2 separate regions of the Homo sapiens genome follow, and region 2 is linked to region 1. A link is an interaction called in ENCODE POLR2A ChIA-PET data of the cell type or tissue named here. Cell type or tissue: OCI-LY7. All regions are shown on one strand.

Region 1 (4,000 bases):
GATTTGCCCACCTCGGCCTCCCAAAGTGCTGAGATTACACGTGTGAGCCACCGCGCTTGGCTGCCAGTGGAGATTTCTGAGAGGTGAGGGAGGGGATATGACTCAGGTTAGAGATGACTGAGCTTGCTGGCTTCATCAAAACTCATGGGGAGGCTAGACGAAGTGGCTAATGCCAGCAATCCCAGCACTTTGGGAGACTTGAGCCCAGGAGTTAGAGACCAACTTCGGCAACACGGTGAGACTCTGTCTCTAATTAAATTAAAACATTAAAACAAACAAACAAACAAACAAAAAAACCCAGCCTGTGGGGCTTGTGTCAGGCTGGTCCCCATTTTCCCCATGAAAACACTGAGGGTCAGAGAGGTCCTCAGTGGTCAGTGGGGTGATGAGATCCAGCTCAATGGCAGTGTCGTCCCCTAAAGGGAGGTTTCTCAGATGGAGAACAGCAGCGTGCAGACAGCAACCCCAGGGGCCACAGCACCATACACAGATCACAACCACGGTGACACTGACCACTGACACAGTCCCATCACATCCAGTGTCCACAGCAGCCCCAGCCTCACTGCTCAAAAAATTTAAAAATGATTCGGGTGTGGAGACAGGCACCTGTAGTCCCAGCTACTCTGGGGGCTAAGGAGGGAGGATCACTTGAGCCCAGAAGATTGAGGCTATAGTGAGCTGTGATTGTACCACTGCACTCCAGCCTGGCTGACAGAGACCCTATTTTTTTTTTTTGAGATGGAGTCTTGCTCTGTCGCCCAGGCTGGAGTGCAATGGCGCTATCTTGGCTCACTGCAACCTCTGCCTCCTGGGTTCAAGCGATTCTCCTGCCTCAGCCTCCTGAGTAGCTGGGATTACAGGTGCACGCCACCACACTCCGCTAGACAGAGACCCCATCTTAAAAAAAAAAAAAAAGCAATGCCAGGCACATAGCAAAAGTTATGACAGGCGGGGCCCACTCCTGTAGTCCCAGCACTTAAGAAGGCCGAGGCAGGCAGATGACCGGAGGTAAGGAGTTCAAGACCAGCCTGGCCAACATGATGAAACCCTGTCTCTACTAAAAATACAAAAATTAGCCAGGCATGGTGGTGAGCACCTGTGACCCCATCTACTCGGGAGGCTGAGGCAGGAGAATCGCTTGAACCTGGCAGGCGGAGGTTGCAATGGGCTGAGATCGTGCCACTGCACTCCAGCCTGGGTGACAAAGTGAGACTCCATCTCAAACAACAACAACAACAACAAAAGTTATGACAGTGCCTTGCTGAGAAGTAACAAACCCAAGGCTGTCTCTTCTGTGGTATGTTTTGAAGAATGAAAGACTAGGTGGGAGTGGACTGGAATTTTAATCAGGCAGGGTTTGGGGAGAGGAGGAAAGGGTGGGGGAGGCGGAGGGTATGGCCTAGGCAAAGGTGTCACCATCAGGCCCGAGGTCCCTGTCAGCCTGCTGTCCTGGCTGTGTCCCCCATCACTGTCCTCTGGGAGCCGGCTGAGTGCCTCCTAATGTTTCCATTTGCTTTTGGCGGCAGGTTGGATCTGTTTTTAGCTTCCCTGGCTGGTTTCACCGCCACCCTCCCCCCCACCGCCCCGCTTCCTGCTGGCTCTCTTGTTTGCTGTGGTCGAATAATGTTCCCGGACTTCCTGAGCTGTTTGTTTGAAGACAGCTCAGTATTGATCGAAGCCTGTGTGTACTCAGCCGGAGATACTAAGAGATCTGCTTCTCCCCAGCAATCCAGGGTCCCAAAAATCCTGGGGTGGCAGCGTAGGGAGAAAAGAAAGCCAGGACAGGGCTTATTAAAAAATAAGTAGGCCGGGCGCGGTGGCTCACCCCTGTAATCCCAGCACTTTGGGAGGCCGAGGCAGGCGGATCACCTGAGGTTGGGAGTTCGAGACCAGCCTGACCAACATGGAGAAACCCCATCTCTACTAAAAAATACAAAATTTGCCAGGCGTGGTGGCACCTGCCTGTAATCCCAGCTACTCAGGAGGCTGAGGCAGGAGAATTAGCTTGAACCCCAGAGGCGGAGGTTGCAGTGAGCTGAGATCATAATATTTCACTCCAGCCTGGGCAACAAGAGTGAAACTCCATCTCAAAAGAAAAACAAACAAACAAAGAAACAACAAAAAAATAAGTAGATGGTTTGGGGGCCTTAAAGACTCCAACGCTGACTTCTCCTCTTTCAGGCTGTGTGGTTTTGGGCAGGTACTGTCACCTCTCTGAACTTTTTTCCTCTGGAAAATGGGGAGAGGAACATTCATTTGTTTGTTTGTTTTTTGAGACAGGGTCTCACCCTCTGTCATCCAGGCTGGAGTGCAGTGGCGCGATCTTGGCTCACTGCAACCTCCACCTCCCGGGTTCAAGCGATTCTCCTGCCACAGTCTTCCAAGTAGCTGGGATTACAGGTGTGCGCCACCACGCCCAGCTAATTTTTGCATTTTTAGTAGAGACAGGGTTTCACCATGTTGGTTAGGCTGGTCTCGAACTCCTGAACTCAGTGATCCACCTGCCTCACCTTCCCAAAATGTTGGGATTACAGGCATAAGCCACCGCGCCCAGCCGGGAGAGGAACACTTTTGACTTCATAGGGCTGTTGGGAAGACTCACTTCAGTGTATTCATTTGGCATCTATTTATTGAGCACCTATGACGTGTATGTGTGCTAGGCACTGTTCTGCACTCTGGAGATATGACGGAGAAGACAACAAAGGCCTGACCTGCAGGAAGGTTGCAACCTGACAGTGATAAAAGCCGACAAAACCAACCCTAAGCTCTGCCGGGTGGCGAAAGATCTTTGAACATACAGCAGAGCAGGGCCCCGAGGGACAGCGGTGCTATTTTCATCTTTTCTTTTTTTTTTTAGAGAACGGGGTTCCGCTATATTGCCCAGAAAGGTCTCAAAATCCTGGGCTCAAGCTTTCCTCCTGCCTCTGCCTCCCTAACAGCTGGGATTACAGACTCTTTTTTTTTATTGGTTTAGAGACAGGGTCTCATTCTGTTGCCCAGGCTGGAGTGCAGTGGTGTGATCACGCCTCACTGGAGCTACCAACTCCTGGGATCAAGGGACCCTCCCACCTCAGCCTCCTGAGCAGCTGGGACTACGGGTGTGCGCCACCACTTTGGGCTAATTTTAAAATTTTTTTGTAGTGTTGGGGTCTTGTGATGTTGCCCAGGCTGGTCTCAAATGCCTGGGCTCAAGCCGTCCTCCTGCCTTGGCCTCCCAAAGTGTTGGGATTGCAGGCCGGGCATGGTGGCTCATGCCTGTAATCCCAGCACTTTGGGAGGCCAAGGCGGTGGATCAGCTGAGGGCAGGGGTTTGAGACCAGCCTGGCCAATGTGGCAAAACCTCGTCTCTACTAAAAATCCAAAAATTAGTCGGGCATGGTGGTGGGTGCCTGTAGTCCCAGCTACTTAGGAGGCTGAAGCAGGAGCATTGCTTGAATCTGGGAGGCAGAGGTTGCTGTGAGCCGAGATTATGCCACTGCACTGCAGCCTGGGCTACAGAGTGAGACTCCTCTCAAAAAAAAAAAAAAAAAGTACTGGGATTGCAGGCATGAGCCACCACCCCAGCTAGGGGTGCTATCTTGAACAGAGTGGTCAGGGAAGGCCTCCCTGAAAAGGGATGGGAAAGCAAGCCTCAGGAAAGACTGTGCAGGCCAAGGGAACAGCTTATGCAAAGGCCCCGAGGTAGGACACATCTGGGATGCTGGAAGGAGAGCTAGAAAGTCCTTGAGGCCAGGCGCAGTGGCTCACTCCTGTAATCCCCGCACTGTGGGAGGCTGAGGGGGGCAGATAATGAAGTCAGGAGTTCTAGACCAGCCTGATCAACATGGTGAAATTCTGTCTGTACTAAAAATACAAAAATTAGCGGGGCATGGTGGTGGGTGCCTGTAATCCCAGCTACTCAGGAGGCTGAGGCAGGAGAATTTCTTGAACCCGGGAGGTGGAGGTTGCAGTGAGCCAAGATTGCGCCACTGCACTCCAGCCTGAGCGACAGAACAAGATT
Region 2 (4,000 bases), 130 kb after region 1:
ATCACAATGACAAGAAACATACTCTTTGGCCCAGCAATTCCACCTCCAGGAGTGTGTCCTACACTCAGGTGTTAACATGAGCTAAATGACAGTGTGCATTGGCCAGGCACGGTGGCTTATGCCTATAAATCCCAGTACTTTAGGAGGCCAAGGCGGGAGGATTGTTTGGGCCCAGGAATTTGAGACCAGCCTGGGCAAGATGGCAAGATTCCTTTCTCTAAAATAAAAAAAAAAAAAAGTAAAATAAATGACAGTGTGTAAAGTTATTCACTACAACATTGTAATAGTGAAAGGCTGGAAAGGATACAAATGCCTGTCCTTAGAGGCCTCGTTAAAAAAGCCCTGTACAGCCCTCCCATGGAATATGAGGTGGGTGTAGAACAACTCAGGAGGCATTCTCTGAATTACCAGAAACTGAGCAAAAAAAGTAAGGTTCAGGGTGGGCGCGGTGGCTCACATCTGTAATCCTAGCGCTTTGGGAGGCCAAGGCAGGAGGAGCACTTGAGCCCAGGAGTTCCAGCCCAGCCTAGGCAACATAGCGAGATGCCTATCTCTACAAAAGTTAAAAAGAGATTTAGCCAGGTGGGGTGGCGCCCACCTATAGTCCCAGCTACTCGGGAGGCTGAGATGGAAGGATAGCCCGAGCCCAGCAGGTCGAGGCTGCAATGAGCCATGATCACGCCACTGCACTCCAGCCTGGGCAACAAAGTGAGACTCTTATTTCTAAAATAAATAAATAAATAAACAAATAAATAAATAAATAAAGTGCACTATTCAATGGTTTTTTGGTATAATTAATTTTCAAAAATGGTGGTTAAAAAGAGATAACAGACAATTTGCCATTTTAGCTATTTTTGAGTGTATGATTCAGTGGCATTCATTACATTCACAGTGTTGTGTAAAACTGGATATCCATGTGCAGAAGAATGGAGCTGGACCATTACACTCCAAACACAAATTAGAATGGATCCCTCATGTCTTTTTATCTTCTAATTTTGGGACGTTTATGTACTATCTAATTAAAAAAATTAGCTTAGCATGGTGAGGGGCAGCTGTGGTCACAGCTACTTGGTAGGCTGAGGTGGGAGGATTGCTTGAGCCCCGGAGTTAGAGGCTGCAATGAGCTATGATCGTGCCATTGCACTCCAGCCTGGGTGACAGGAGACACCGTCCCTTAAACATTTTTTTTGGAGAGGAAAAAAAAAAAGACAAGCTGTTCCTAAGGTGCCTGGGAATCCCAGCCCTTATGGCCCTCTTCATTTAGCGTCTTGCTTCCATGCCTCTGGTTCCATCCCACGTGGTGACAGTACACATGAAACCTGTCTGCTCCTTGATTTCCACAAAAGACCCCATTGCACACAGCCGCTGGAGGTACAATAAATAAGCTTTAATGAGATTCTGGGTGCTGGAGACAGACAAGGAGCTTACGTGCCACCAAAGCAACCAATGTTCCTTTATCTCCCCAACTCTGTGGGGTCCCACTGGCCTCCTCACCCTTGAGCCCTTTGCCCCTGCCATCCTGCTGGTTCCTATCTCTTCCCCACACTTCTCTGTTCCCGGCTCTTCCATCTCTGTCCAGAGCAAATCCTCTGTCCTGCTTATTTTCTCTTGCAGAGCAGCTCAAGCTTTGCATTCCCATTTAGCATCTTGGCCCAAGGTCTTCTCTCCCTCAACGTATTTTCCCAAACAGTTTTCTTTATAAGAGGAATTCTGCTGTCTGCCCTCAAGATCATAGACCTTTTTAACTTGTCAGTTGCACTGAGCAGCTGGGCCTCCTGGGTCTTGGGTCGCATCCATCTTGGTCCTATAGGAGCGTGTCCTGAGCAACTGCAGCGCTGCCTCCCCCTGCATCCCTTCCCCCTTGTGTTGGAAATTGCATTTGCTTCTTTTGTGGGTTATTTCCTGCCAGTCCCAGCTTGCTGGCTGCAGATGCTGGCAGAAAGTGGCTGCAGATGCTGGCAGAAAGTGGCTGCAGCTGACAACCTTCTTCAAGTTCACATCTAGTAGTTTTCTCTGCTCCTTGGACACCCCCCAGGCAGCTGCTTGCGGCCTGAATTGCAGCCTCTGGTGACCAGGGTCAGTGGCTGTTTCTTGTAACCACAGAGATCTGACGGATACAGAGATTTAGAAGCTCAAGGCCAGAGGCCAAATTTTTACCAAAATTCTCTGGTGGCCCACACCCTTCTGTGTGGTCTGCTATGCAGTAAAGGCTTAACCTTGCCCAAAGAAAGATCGGGCCCTTTATCCTCAGCTCCTGGGCATTCATCTCTAAGCCCTTGGAATATCCTGCCTGGTAGCTGATCTTGGAGTCTTGGGCCACTCTGGGTGGTTCATGCTAATGATGTGATTTATGGTGGGGGTCTTGGGCCACACGGTATTGGCTTGATGTATGAGGTCAGCCGTGTGGATGGTGAGCTGCTTAATTCAGCACTTTGGGAGGCCAAGGCAGAAGTATCACTTGGAGCCAAGAGTTCAAGACCAGCCTGGGCAACACAGGGAAACCTCGACTTTACAAATAATAAAAAGATTAGCCAGACGTGGTGGCACATACCTGTAGTCATAGCTACTCAGGAGGCTGAGGTGGGAGGATGACTTGGCGTTGAGAAGTCAAGGCTGCAATGAACTGTGATCTCACCACTGTACTCTAGTCTGCCAACAGAGCCAGACCCTGTCTCAAGACAAACAAAAAACTCTGGACACAAAGATCTCGAGTGAGCTGCTCTGGTTGGCAGTATTGGCAGTACTTCTTGCATGTTGTCACATGTTGCTGTGAGAATCAGGTGCTGCCTATATGGCTCCACTGGGAGAGGGCAGATGGAAGCCGTCGCCTCATCTGTCGTGGAACGTGTGCTGTGCACCTCCTCCCTTTGCTGATCTTAATCTCTGTCCTTTTACTGTAATAAACTGTAACTGTGAGCCTAACAGCTTTCCTGAGTCTAGTGAGTCCTTCTAGCAAATGAAAGGAGGGTGGTCTTGGAGACCTATGAACTTGCACCTGCCCCCGTCGTTTTGAGGTCTGGCACAGGGAGGGAGGCTGGTCTCTTTGGAGGGGGTCTTCATCCATTGGGGTCGGGTCCAACTCTGGAGGCCCACGTCCTTGCCAGCTCCAGTCTCTCTCCCCTCTCAGTCCCGACGCTGTCACCTTGTGCCCTCTGTCTGTGGATCCTGGGAAGAGCTGTTCTCTCTGCTCACAGCTGAATAGGAGACATGCTAGAAGAGGGTTTTCAAATTTTAGCCTTGGGGCTCTTTTGAACAAAATCAAACATCTTCCCACTGAAGCCCCATGTGCAAAGAACTGCAGGCCCGTCCCCTCCTCTCTCCCTGGAAGCCAGGGCAGTGCTTCTCAAGGTGTGGCCATGGGTGGAATTGAAGGGGCGTGGGGCAGGGGGGAGAGAGCGGATATTAAAATGCAGATTCCCTGGCCCCATCACAGACCAGACTGTCTGGGGCTGCGTCTTAGCAAACTCTACAGGGGATTCCGCCCAGCAGGAAGGGTTGGGAAATGCTGCTCGAGGCACCAGGAGAAAAGACCCAGGCTCCTGAGGCCGGGCCGTGGGCATCTGAAGACGTCTGGTCTGTAGTTCGTGCAGACCCCACACCCTCCTTAGCTCCAACACTGCACTTACCCCATTAGCTGAGGCGCTGGCATGCTCTGTACCTGGGGAAATAGGAGGGGAAGTCGTCAGGAAGGAATAATGCTGGGAAGCATGGGAAGAAGACATGCCTGGGTGTCAGGGCCCTGAAAATGTCAAGTTCTGCCTCTGCTATTACATGGGGGTGCCATTTCCCTTAATGGTATACACGTGTGTCAGACAGGGATGGAGGGTGTGCTTTCTAAGGATTTAGCCATCCAGTTATTCACTTGGTTATGAAATATCCATAAATATCGAGCCTGGCTCTGGAACCAGATGGATGGGTTCAAATTCCATCTCTGTCCTTTAGGAGCTGTGTGAACTTGGACAAGTGACTTAACCTCTCTGTGTTCAGTTTCCTAGACTAT

The links. Peaks named below come from ENCODE experiments on the same cell type or tissue, not always from the same donor. Only the 100,000 strongest peaks of a DNase experiment are listed, where the experiment ranks them.
Region 2: POLR2A ChIA-PET joins it to region 1 with 5 read pairs; 4 of 35 experiments call an interaction of 5 or more read pairs at or near these places.

What each region holds. Positions count from the first base shown.
Region 1 is chr19:44,794,490-44,798,489 of GRCh38, reverse strand. The region is part of intron 9 of CBLC (Cbl proto-oncogene C); the gene reads right to left. Among named protein-coding and RNA genes, the nearest start is that of BCAM, 13 kb to the left of the region's middle. RefSeq lists a silencer at 1-191. In OCI-LY7, no CTCF peak of the experiment used is centred here; a DNase peak (open chromatin) is centred at 1,609; H3K27ac peaks cover 326 bases.
Region 2 is chr19:44,660,950-44,664,949 of GRCh38, reverse strand. PVR (PVR cell adhesion molecule) reads right to left here. Exons shown (of 8, transcript NM_006505.5): 7 at 3,627-3,658; 8 at 1-3,210. The coding sequence ends at 3,139. Among named protein-coding and RNA genes, the nearest start is that of CEACAM19, 8.5 kb to the left of the region's middle. In OCI-LY7, no CTCF peak of the experiment used is centred here; no DNase peak of the experiment used is centred here.